3 separate regions of the Mus musculus genome follow, and regions 2 and 3 are each linked to region 1. The links are chromatin loops, found by intact Hi-C in ENCODE. Cell type or tissue: heart. All regions are shown on one strand. Region 1 overlaps 4930526H09Rik (RIKEN cDNA 4930526H09 gene). Region 2 has its middle 5.7 kb from the start of Gm32990. Region 3 has its middle 30 kb from the start of Gm32990.

Evidence for each region. Peaks named below come from ENCODE experiments on the same cell type or tissue, not always from the same donor. Only the 100,000 strongest peaks of a DNase experiment are listed, where the experiment ranks them.
Region 2: it touches region 1 in a loop (3-fold over the local background); 4 of 42 quality-filtered maps call a loop at or near these places.
Region 3: a loop joins it to region 1, with 2.8 times the contacts of the local background. A loop is called at or near these places in 4 of 42 quality-filtered maps.

What each region holds. Positions count from the first base shown.
Region 1 is chr13:110,891,875-110,895,874 of GRCm38, reverse strand. The region is part of intron 2 of 4930526H09Rik (RIKEN cDNA 4930526H09 gene); the gene reads left to right. Among named protein-coding and RNA genes, the nearest start is that of Gm38397, 9.6 kb to the left of the region's middle. In heart, no CTCF peak of the experiment used is centred here; a DNase peak (open chromatin) is centred at 1,794; H3K27ac peaks cover 441 bases.
Region 2 is chr13:110,561,006-110,565,005 of GRCm38, reverse strand. No RefSeq gene overlaps it. Among named protein-coding and RNA genes, the nearest start is that of Gm32990, 5.7 kb to the left of the region's middle. In heart, no CTCF peak of the experiment used is centred here; DNase peaks (open chromatin) are centred at 745 and 1,895; H3K27ac peaks cover 1,352 bases.
Region 3 is chr13:110,536,587-110,540,586 of GRCm38, reverse strand. No RefSeq gene overlaps it. Among named protein-coding and RNA genes, the nearest start is that of Gm32990, 30 kb to the left of the region's middle. In heart, no CTCF peak of the experiment used is centred here; a DNase peak (open chromatin) is centred at 2,246; H3K27ac peaks cover 2,375 bases.

The DNA.
Region 1 (4,000 bases):
TTTGTTACGTACTTATTCCTCATCTTTACCAGTTGACCATATAAGTATTAACCTTAAAAATATACAGTGTATTATGTTATTGCCCATCCCCTCCCTACCCACTTCAACTCCCTCCTGCCTCTCCATTCCAACTTTATGGACTCTGGTGTTTTTTTTGTTTTTTTTGTTTTTTTTGTTTTTTAATACTCCACTGAGTCCAATTAGCACGCCTCATATTTTTAGAAAAATAACCAAGAGCATTTAATATATTTCCATATTCTTTTCAGTGACCTGTACATGACATCTCCATGTCCTTTACGGGAACTTGGCAAGGGCTGGGCGTGGTTGATGAGTGTGAAGGGAGATTTTCCGAGCACATGTTGAAGTGAACTCAGCAGCTAGTAGACCAGGGCACAACAGCGGCCTTTGTTTTCGAAGGGTATCTCTCCTTCCCTTGACCTCTCTCTGACTTATCACCCAGTCCTCTCCCCACCTCTCCCTCCTCACTCAGGGCTTTCTTTTCCTCTTTTCCTTTTCCCAACCTGGATGTTTTCACCTACAGCTCGGCTTCCTTGGAATTGCTCTTGGCTCACCGTGGGCATTTTTTTTAGGTCCGTGGTTGTGAGATTTCACAACCGGACTGCTTCTGTGTACCGAATACTGCTTCCCTGCCATCCCTCATCCCTTATTAGCGAGCATCTCACCCACACAGTTTGCAAGACTTCTCTGCTAATCACCTTGGTTAGCTGCTTTACATTTCCCTAACACGTTGTGCAGTTCATTACCATTTGATTTATGGCCACGATAGCAACAACCTCATACCTTTGATTTTTCGACTGTGGGTGGGAATAATCTTTAAGGGATACTTAGTTGTTGTTGTTTTGATGTTTTAAGGTTATTTAGGCTAATAATGAAAAAGCTATTAGAAGATGCTCTATGAGGATGTCTGAAAAGCTTCATAAACATCACTACCTTCATCTTTCACATCACTCTTACTTAGAAAGCATACATAGAAAAACAACCAAAAGGCTAGTTACTTACAACTAGTAAACATAAATTCTGAAAACTAGCTTGTCTTAACTTAAAAAATAGTCCCCTTTCTTCCTCTACTTTAAGTCCAAGATATAGAAGACATGATTCTTGTCTTCAAGATGCAAGAACACAGTTACTCACAGACTGCCCATGATAAGTGTTATAATAGAATTATAAAAGAAACACTCCAGCCTTAAGGGCTTGGCGGGTGGTGGTTCAGTCTGAGGTAATATTGAGTACATCACTGAAGAACAGCATAGGTTTGGAGTGCAGACATACAGAAGTGAGGCCACTGCTCCAGAGAAGGCAGCCTGGACTTCCTTTTCAGTTTGTGACCTATCACTTTAATCTGTTTTCAAATCTACTCTCGCTTCTAACGATACACAGTGAGTATAGGCTATGCCTTTTTACAGTATGAATATTGCCCCACATTATAGCATACAAAAAGAATGCAATTTGAAGAGAAGAGCTTCAAAAAAAAGAAAACAAAGGAAAAAAAACAAGTTAATAGAAATTCTTCTACCTAGAAGCTGGGATGAAGATAATTAATGAACATGAAATAATCTAGGAAAAGTATCTTGTGGGATTTGAAGCTGCGTGTGTGTCAAACTGAGAAGTACAGCACACAGACACTTCCCAATCTTGCTTTCCAATCTTGTGCTTATACTTCTGAGACACTCACAAGGATCCAGCTTCCTCTAAATCAAGGCTTGGACGGATGCTCGGGCAGACCACCCTGAGGCGATGATTGCCTTCCTCAGGAGATGGCCACATGCGCTGGGTCCCGTGGGAGGAAATGAATGAATTGCCTATTGTACTTTTTGACTCAAACAAGGTTTAAAGGTGAATTTCCAACATGTTAGGGGGTAATCATCACAGTGTGGTAGCCAGGCCCTGGTGGTCCCACCCTTCCTAGGTTCTGTAAGGTCTTCCCCTGTTGAAATTATATAAACACTTGGAGCTTTTCTTCTGTCCTCAGAATTCTCTTCGTCTGCCAAGGTTATGGTTATTTGGAATAAAAACTTGGCTCCTTGCAATCTTTATTAAGAAGTTGTTGGCTGTACCCTTTCTTCTGCTGCTTCATCTGTAATCTTACAGTTTGTCTTTTGGGGGCCTCCTGGTGTCAAACACTGCCTCTGAGAACTGTCAGCAGCAAGGGGGGGGGCATATCTGTGTGTTTGGCATACTAAATGGTAACCCTAACTCTGAACTTGCCTCAGGGTCACCTCCCCTCTCTCTTTTCCAGGCCAAGTTAAAGCCTCTAGTAAAATCTGAGCTGAGCAGAAATTCACAGGTTGTACGCGGCAGGGTTATCCCTCTTCATGAGGAGAGATGATTGTTCTGCACAATATACACAACCAGACTCCAAAGCGACTTTCTTCTTTAATAAAGTTGAGGATATAGACTGCTTATTGCATGGTCTTCTTGGAGACAGTAAACACCTCTGGAAGGGAAGACAAAGAAAATGATCAGGCAGAAGGAGTTGATGGAGACACAAGTACGGAATCTTTGCTGGCTAGTTTTAAAGAGATGTCTAGGATTGAAGTGGACCCTCAGAGCTATCCACGAGGGTTTGACCTTCACTGGCCTGAGACAGACAGTCATTGGCTGTGGGCATCAATACCAGGCATATAACATTGGCCATAGGGCTCTTTACAGTTTAAGCACTCTGAGAAGGGACTAGCAGCTGATGAGCTCTGATAGCACTTAAGGAGCAGGAAGAACCTTTACCCTGAGAAGCAGACCAAACATAGCATTACTTGGTTTACCACAGATGATCCCTGCTCCATTTGGATTTGTCCATTTCATATTTGAAGTAACTCTTGAACACTCTTCTGAACTTCTTTTCTTCAGGTAGACTGGAAATCAGGAGTCAGTGAAGCTGTGGATTCCTCTCTCAAAAGTTATCACATATACTCACGGTCTCCCTTCGTTGTCAATTCTAGATTTCCCTCATGTTTACCTATCTTCTCCGATCTCCAACTACTTCCTTATGGTATAACCCACAGCCCCAGTCTTGAATAATCTTGGGATCTGATTATCATGCACTTATCAAGTCAGAATTGCTTCATTTTTTCTATCTGTGATGGTAAATGAGCAGAGGAACACCCAGAAAGTGGGCTACCTGGTACCAGACTTAATCTTCCTTGCCTTATTATATAATAATGGCTTTGTGGTACCTGATGATTAGTATTGCCTTGTGAAAACAATAACTAGTGGGCAATAGTTGTGTTTAATACCCTTTCTACAATGGATGCTATGTGGTGAGATCATCGTGTGATCGACTCATTTTTATGATTTGAACCTACTCATACATTTATCTATATTCCTTGACATGACATCCCTGATCTTCCTCCTTTTCTTTCTTTAGACTGCTAAGAAAACCTGTAGCTCCTGATGAGTCTGTAAATGGTGTCTGGCTTTGGATCACATCTCTTTCTGAACAAGGGTGATGATGGTCATGTGCAGATAAATTGAGGTTGCATGATCTCCTGTGGTCTTTGCCAGTATTCTAGATCCTTTATATTGAGTAAGTGTTCTCAGTATTATAAATTCTCATATCAAAATCCATGTTATACTTAGTTTCCTTCATCACACATCCTCAACATGCAATCTCACGTACAATTCTTACATCCTCCTGGTGCACAGTGGCCAAGAGTTGCAGCTCCTTTGCGGTGTAGTATCGTTCTTCCTTTCTTTGAGATTCTAGTATATCTTTGGCTTAATTATGCTGGAAGCTAGTCTTAGTTATCTGCTAAGCAGCCACAAAGGGAAGTGGAACAGATCCTGTGGAAAACACACATTTTGTGCAGGGGGAGGGTTCTACATTCCCTTCCTGTGAGGGTGGAGGGTTACTAGCTCTTGGTGGGTAGGGCATTTCTGCAGTTTTACAAGATTTTAGGGACCTTTGGAATTCAAGACTTTTGTGAGCTTCTACCTAAATACTTAATGAATATGCCAGGGTCTTATTATTTTCCAGCCAGGGTCC
Region 2 (4,000 bases), 330 kb after region 1:
GCAACAACAAGGAATAACTGTGACCCTATCCCTGAGTAAAGTTCCAACCATTCTGCAAACTACAGGTGGGATCTGATGATGTCATCACCCTCTTATCAAACTTTGTTTTTTTTTTTTTTTTTTTTTTTTTTTAATCAAACGTTTGGTTTTTTTTTTTTTTAACAAGCTTTGTTTCTCTCAAGATTTTGGGTTATTTCCTGAAAAATTGATATATATGGCTGACAGAAATGACTTAGGAAGTTTTAGGACTCACCAGAAGGGAACTGTTTTGAATCTAATTTACTGAAACAGCCAAGTTGCAAAACTGAGTTTGTAAACAGAACTCAACCATTCCCCATTCCGCCCTAATGGTCTTAACTTGTAATCTCCAAAGATGCTCCTTGCTAGCTATTCTGCTCATCTCTACAGACAGAAAGCACCTTCTAAAATCATTCTATAAATGTGAGTTTACAAAGTTTGTTGACAGAAATATCGGACTCAATTTTTTTTTCTACTCAGTCACGTGGGCGCAAGTGGAGCCCGGGAATCTGGACGATTAGGCACGCGTTTAGGCTTACAAGTCCTCGAGTACAGAGATAGGACAAAGGTTCTGATCTACAGGTGACTCGCATCGTTTCCCAAGCTTGAAAGTGCTTGTTCTGCAGCCATCCGTAGAGTTGCGATCTACCGTTATCAACTGAGAAAATCATCTCTAAGTGCTGTTGTTCAGAGCTCTTCCCCTCTGGGCCCGGCTCTCCTGACAGCACCTGCTGGCTGACTGAGGAGGAAAGGTCACGAGAAAGTAAACAGGTCCACAGTCATTTCCTGCGCCATCCTGATCTTGTCCTTCGAGATGGATGGCAGGCTGCAGCTGAGCCTGTTATTAATAGCACACAGACGTAGCTGGGTGGTACCCACGAGCCCTAGCATAGGATGTGGTTTGATTATCTGCTGTTGGCCCTGCCCAGGAGCTGACTCCCACATTGGGCCTAGGCTTACTCTCATACCCTTCCTGTCACAGACTCTCATCTCTGGCTGTCTTTCTGTCCTTGAGGTCAGGCAAGAATCTCTTAAAGTTGACTTTCTGCTATTTTTATTGCAGAAAACACCGTATCAAGCTGATTTCATACTGCATTTGGTTTTATATACTTTTTCAAATCACATTCAACCTTATTTGAGGGGGCTCTAAGTTGGGGTGCATCCTTCACTGTTGGATTCTCACCAACATGGAATCCTTAGACTGGTATCAGGTATATGATTATTTCAATCTATAGCTGACCAAAGGGCCAAGTTTGTCAAAACACTATTTCCAGCTAAGTTCACCACCAGAGACATTGAAAGAAACCCATATGTAGCCTTCTCTGATCACCCAAATGTTTCTTGTCAATTCACAAGCTGTGACAAAGCCCAGAAGAAAAGACATAGACAAAATGTCTATCTGAACAATCCATCTGATATCATATTCTAGAAAATGCCAAAGGATTGTTTAAAAGGGGTAGTATTTGATGGTGATATCATGATTTTTCTTTTGTTTCTTCCATCAATTACAGACTCTAAGAAAATCTCCAAAGTGTCTCCAATGGAAATGCTAAATCACAAAAGAAACTTAGTAGCTGACTTGGTTAAAAATGTCTAAATATCACTTAACAAGAGGGACTGTGGGACTGTGGTGTGTGTGTGTGTGTGTGTGTGTGTGTGTGTGTGTGTGTGTGTGTGTGTGTGTGTGTGATGTCTTGCACACATTTAGACAGGTGCATATTTAGAAGCTCCAATGAAGGACAAAGGTTGTCCCTGTGTCTCAGACTTTCCAACTTTGCTGCCCTTGTATATAAGGGAAGGGCTAGTACAGAACCACTCTCTGCCTCGGGAGGGTAGGAAGATGAGGGAGTCCCCACCCTGTGACCTTATCGGCTGCCTTCAACCGGTGAGAACGGTTATTCCCAGTCCTATTGTTCAGCACTTCCTGATCCTGCTTGTTCCCTCTGACTCACCACACATGAAATCATAGCTAAGAAAGCTTCAAAGGGACTGTGGAAATCCTTAGACACACACTGTTCAAATGATGAATAGTGTCAACCATAGAGGGACTGTAAACAAACCCACGTTTATCATGCAGTTGTGCTATGTGAAGACTTCATCTCCAAATAGAGGCCTGGGGAAGCTTAATCTACTTCTCTTGGGTCAAGACCCCACACATCTCTTCAGTAAAGCTCTAGCAGAATTGAGTTTCTTCTTCTTCTTTGTACGTGGTGTGATTTTGAGCTTTTTTTTTTCTCTATATTTCACTGTCACTTGCCCAGTGTGTCTTTTTCTGCCACGTGACCTGACATAGGTCATTACAGGAAACCTTGCTGAAACACTAAGTTGTAGACAGGAACCTTTCTTGACGTCATGATATATATTTAGCCATGCTTTCTGTCTTTTAAAGGGGTATTCAAATCCACTGTAGCCCCCTCTAGAATACCATGCTGGCATGCTCCTCCAACTCAAAGCATTGGGTAATTTCTTTCCAGGGTAGCAAGGACAAGTTTGAAAGAATCTGGCTTTGCATCCTACCAGCTTACATTCATTTACTGGGTAACATAGCTGACCTTGAATTCACTACGTCATAGGCCAGGCTGTTCTCAAGTTCATGGTCCTCCGGTCTTAGCCTCTCATCTTTAGTAGAAGTATTTCAATGTATTGGGAAATGAAGAAAATAGTTAGGGTTTAAACTGAGCATTGAGGCTGGAGGAACACACTGGTCAAACTAGAGAGTCTCAGAAACAACCAGACTGTACCCAGCTTATAAGATCTGTGGGGGTGGGGGTGGGGGGACAACAAAAAACAAAAACAAATGCCAGCTCACAGCTCTTTCTTTTTATCTTGCTCGTAAGGAGGCAAGAGAGTTTGATTCAATTCCCAGATCACACTGACAAAGAAACTTACTGGACAGGGCCCTCATAGACCCCACCTTTCCCTGAGGGACAATGGTAATTAAAGGTTTCTGGGGAGAAGGTGTCATTTTCTCCAGTGGTGAGTCAGCCCTTGCTCTGGTAAACAACCAGCCATGCTCAGGGTAGAAACTGATTAGACTCAGTGGAGGGCACACAGAACGAAGAGATGAAAGTAGGAGGGCACTAGATGGGGGGGGGGGGATAGGAGAGGGGCGATGAAGAGAGAGGGGGAGGAGGAGAGAAGGTTCCACTACACGATGGACAGGGATTGGAAAAGGGCAAGGAGAAGAAGCAATATGAAGTTAGGGAAATTCATTATATAAATGAATGAAATTGTCAATTTAAATGAAGAACATGCCCCCGGTGGGAGATTAACATCCTTACAAGTCAGGTTTTATTTCTGATGTTTCAGATAAACGAAGAGGAACCCAGGCTCCCTTGTGAAGACCTAGGGTTTGATACCTCCGATGGGCCACGATGGAAATGAAAGCTTAGGAAACAAAGAAAAACCTAAACTAAACTAAAACCAGCTTTGTTTCCTTTATGCACATAGGTCAGTTTCAAAAGTAAGAAAAGGATGCATGGGGTAGCCGCTAGAATCATCGTCCAGTTATGAAGTTCATCTTGTCCATCTCTGGCTATATAGTTCTTAAGAAACCCGAGGAGCGAAATAAGGAAATACGGTGCATTATGCAAAAGAAGTTATGATTAGCTACAACAGCAAGCAGGACCTCAGTCCTAGGCCGATTCTTATCTCATATCAGCAACTAGACATTCAAAGCCAATATCCAACCAGGAACCGCGGAGCAATGGTAAACGGAAGTGCTTAGAGTTCCTGCTTAGAAGCATTGATCGTCAATTCCCTCTGGTTCCTTTGCACAGAATGCAATAGAATGGCCCAGTCTCCATCCATCATTAAGGGGCTAACTTGAGATAATTTAGCTTTCTATGTTAAACATTTTATTTGTGTGTATTATGTGAAGGTGTGTCTGTTTACACAGGTACATTCCAGCCATGTCTCCAGGCTGTATGCCTCCGCGTGCACCAGGCTTGCCAGCCCTGGAGGTTCCTGGGATTTTCTTGTC
Region 3 (4,000 bases), 360 kb after region 1:
TGTGGCATGCTCAGAAAGAGTCCAAGTTTTCCAAAGTAAAATTAGAGTGAACTGTCCAATGTTAAAAACAAATTAATTTACTGATGGTAACATGGTAATTAGAAGAATCACAGCATTCTAACATATCCTCAGAAGTATAACTTTTATAACCAAAGGAGTATATCCATGCCCCATCAACTGATTGTATTGGTTTTCCTAGAGTGGCCTTATGTAGCAGGGTTATTGATACCAATGATCAGCTGAGCTTTATTATAATAAGTAAACAAACTCATTATTCCAAATATCAACACATACTTTTCTACTCACTTATCTATATGTATTTTCTGAAAAACAAAATCTAAGTGGTTATTAGATAAAGCTCCCTGACCTTCAACCTAAAACACAAAGCAGGGTTTTCCAACAAGGCCAAGCTCCCCCACACATGAATTCACAACACTTCTTCTCACACAGCGAACTGATAGTCAACCTTGTAGCAGAATTGAAGCCTTGCATAAATTAACGGATGCCCAGATGAACAAAGGTCAATGTGAAGTTGCTAATTGCCACATTTCTCTAGTTCACTGATTTAGTTATCAAAACCAAAATACAATAACAACCCCAGTAAAAGGCATGTCACAATATGTGACTGTGTACTAAAATAAACCTCCCATGCATATCAATGTAAAATTTTTAATGATGGTATGTGTTATTTGGTTAAATCATGCAAATACCTATGAAGGTTGGGTTGAGCATATTCACAGACACAGAACCCACACAAAGTGGGTTTGCTTTATAAGCGCTTTGTTCCCACATACATATTTACTCTTTTGATTAATCATTATTTTCAGTATTTTTAACTTCAGTGGAATTTGAAGTCACAGTATTCTCAAATAGAATGATAAGTACTTCATATTTACAGATGTGAATATGAAAAGACTGCCATTCCTTGTAGCTGTGTACCACATTGGTCTTAATGAAAATTTTCTTTCTTTTTTCTTTTTTTTTTTTTTTTTTTTTTTTTTTAGTTTATTGAAAATCAAGACATGAATACTGTATTTACATCCTTTCCATCCCCAGAGCTCTCGACTCTGCTCACCCCAGGCCTCCCACGACCATGGAAACTCTTGGCCTCTTCTTTATTTTTGTGACATATGCCTCTGTGTGTGTGTGTGTGTGTGTGTGTGTGTGTGTGTGTGTGTGTGTGTATGTACAGCCAGCTGAGTCCATTTAGTGTTGCTCACTAGGAATTATTTGTTTAAGGGCAACCAAGTAGGATTGGATGATCCATCAAAGCTCTTTCCCAGAGAAGACAGATAATCCCTCTCTTAGTAGCAATTAATTGTCTGTAGCTCATTTAGGGGTGAGGCCTTGTGATATTTACACTGTCTGTGTTGGTATGTCAACTTGTGCCATTGGGCAGGTCATGCTTAGGCAGCCACCGTGTTATGATTTTGTGGGTGAAGCACTGTGTCATATCCAATATACCCCATTTCAAAGCTTGTCTCCTGGTCCTCAGGCTCTTGCAATCTTGCTGCCCCCTGAACCTTAGGTGGTCCCACTGTAATGGTCACCATCTGCTGCAAAAAGAAGTTGCTTTAAAGAGGGCTGACAGCTACATGATTCTGTAGGTATAAGGCTGAATTGACGGCTGAGAGCTGCACTATTCTGTGGTTATAAGGATGGTCATTGACTTAAAAACATCACTCTTAACTGGCCTTCATTTCTTCAGGTCCTGTTCCTTGTACTTTTCTCCCCTTCTCAACCCTTGGTTCCCCGATAATACTTATGATACAAAGGCCAGTGATGCAGGCAATACCAACATTTTCATTTGAGATTGTAATTCTAAGGAATGAATTTGGGGAAGGGAAGGCCAGAGATTAGCCTGGTTGTAGTACTTCCCCGTTTGCACTGGATAGGAGGCACCATGATATATCTGAAATCATACTCTCTGAAGTAATTCGTAAAGGGAAAATGCGCTGGTAACTAGGAAACAATAAAGGTTTTGTTGTCTTCCCTTGTTCACATTCCCTTGAGTTTTGTATTAACCAGCCTTTCACTACCTTTATCCTATTAGAGCAAATGATCGTCTTATTAATTAAAGACAGCTACAATCTGAAAAGTATTAACATGGGGACTGTGTATGAGTCAGAGTAAACACAGGGGCTCTGTTGTCCTGGGCATCAGTGTTGCAGTTCTCTCTTAAGTAAGGGAGTTGAGCAGCCCCAGCAAGCTTCCCTTGCGTCACTGCTGCAGCCTGTTTCCTGCTCACCCTGGCCTTTGTCTAACCCAGATCAGGGGTTGGCAATTGTCTACCCGTGTGGATACAGATGTTTCATAACAGCTTCCGTCTTCTGCTCCCTGACTGCCGGTATCATGAACAAAGTTGCAATGATGACCTCTGATTTTTCCATGGGGACTAAAGTGCATATAGATAAATTTGGCACTGCCTTTAAGTAGTTTTCCATGAGCACTGAAGGGGTAGATGCGAAGTGCAAGCCGACTTTGTTAACTGTGCTGAAATAATCACATACTTTGGAAACAATGTCAAATATCTTGGCACAGCCCTTGATCTGTTTCTTTGTAGCGTGCCTGACATCTAGGACCTCTTGACACAGTGTATCTCTAAAATCAGGGCTGCAGAAGCCAGTGAGCAGGAGGAGAATTGTAGCATAGAGAAACGCCAGGAAAGAAAAGGGTGTTTAAAAAGGGGAGCAATCCTTTCTTTTCTATTAGTAGATTTTCTTTCTTATTTGATGATTGATTTACCTACATAAAATTATTATGGGATAAAACTTGCTTTATTGAATGTAATGCTAGGCAATTTGGAAAGGCCACATAGACTTTTCTTCCAAAGAGACTGTAGGTACATGGCGACTATTATCCGAATAAGGATATCAATGCTAGCAAACTTCCCAAAGTGAGAGATTCAGAATGTGCCAGCCAGAGTGATGAAATACTCTGAGAGCTGTGACAATGGAGAATGTGGCCTTGTGATCAAGAATTAATGTTCTGTGCACAGGAACCCAGTCACACCTGCTTACAGAAAGTTTGTTCAGACATGGAAAAACAATAGCAATCATATGTCATTTAGTTCATCCAGTGAGGACATGAAGGTCCTGCCGTGGGCCTCATTACCAACTTGCTTCACAGTCTTGCTTTTTCTAATGCAACTTGCAAGTTTAAACCTCTTCTATTAGTGCATTAGGGGATTTCTAAGGCAGTTTAAATATATATAACACTTAAAGCCACAGTTTGTACATGTTGCATGATCGGTTTTATATTTGTGCTTTTAAATCAACTAACTGGCCAAAGAAATGAAAAAGAACTAGCAGAACAATCCAAATGAGTCATTTAATTAAGGAATTAATTAATTGAGCTACATTAATATAAAGATCAAGCAGTTATCAGTTTTCTACTTGTGCAAGGCCCACTACTGTTTGGGTATGCACTGAGATGATTGGATATGATGAGTGGTAAACAGACTAGGTTTCTCTATGTGTCTAAAAGAGTGCCTTGGTATTTGTGTATAGCAATATCTACCTATCTGTCTGTCTGTGTGTCTCTCTATATTATTACTATGTTATAAATATATTTAATATTTTTACATTTACAAAGGACAATTGGCTTACTATTTTAAAATCAAATCAAAGACATATTTTATATATTTTTTGTTTCCCCTCTCTCCATCCCTCTATCCCTCCATCCCTCCCTCCACCCCACTTCTTCCTCAAATAAACTTCTCCTGTTTCCCTTCAAAAAAGAGCAAGCATCCCAGGAATATCCATAGCATAACAAGATAGAATAAGACTAGGTACAAACTCAGCAGGATTAAAAGGGTCCCAAGAGAGACAAAAATGTCAGATACCCTCGATCCCACAAACACATCTAACATCCATAATTCATATGCAGAGGACTTATCACAGATGCATGTAGTCTCTGTGAGCTCCTATGAGCCCTGCTTAGTTGAAGTCTGTGGATCATGTTCTCTTGGTGTCTCAACCCCTCTGACTCCTACATTTCT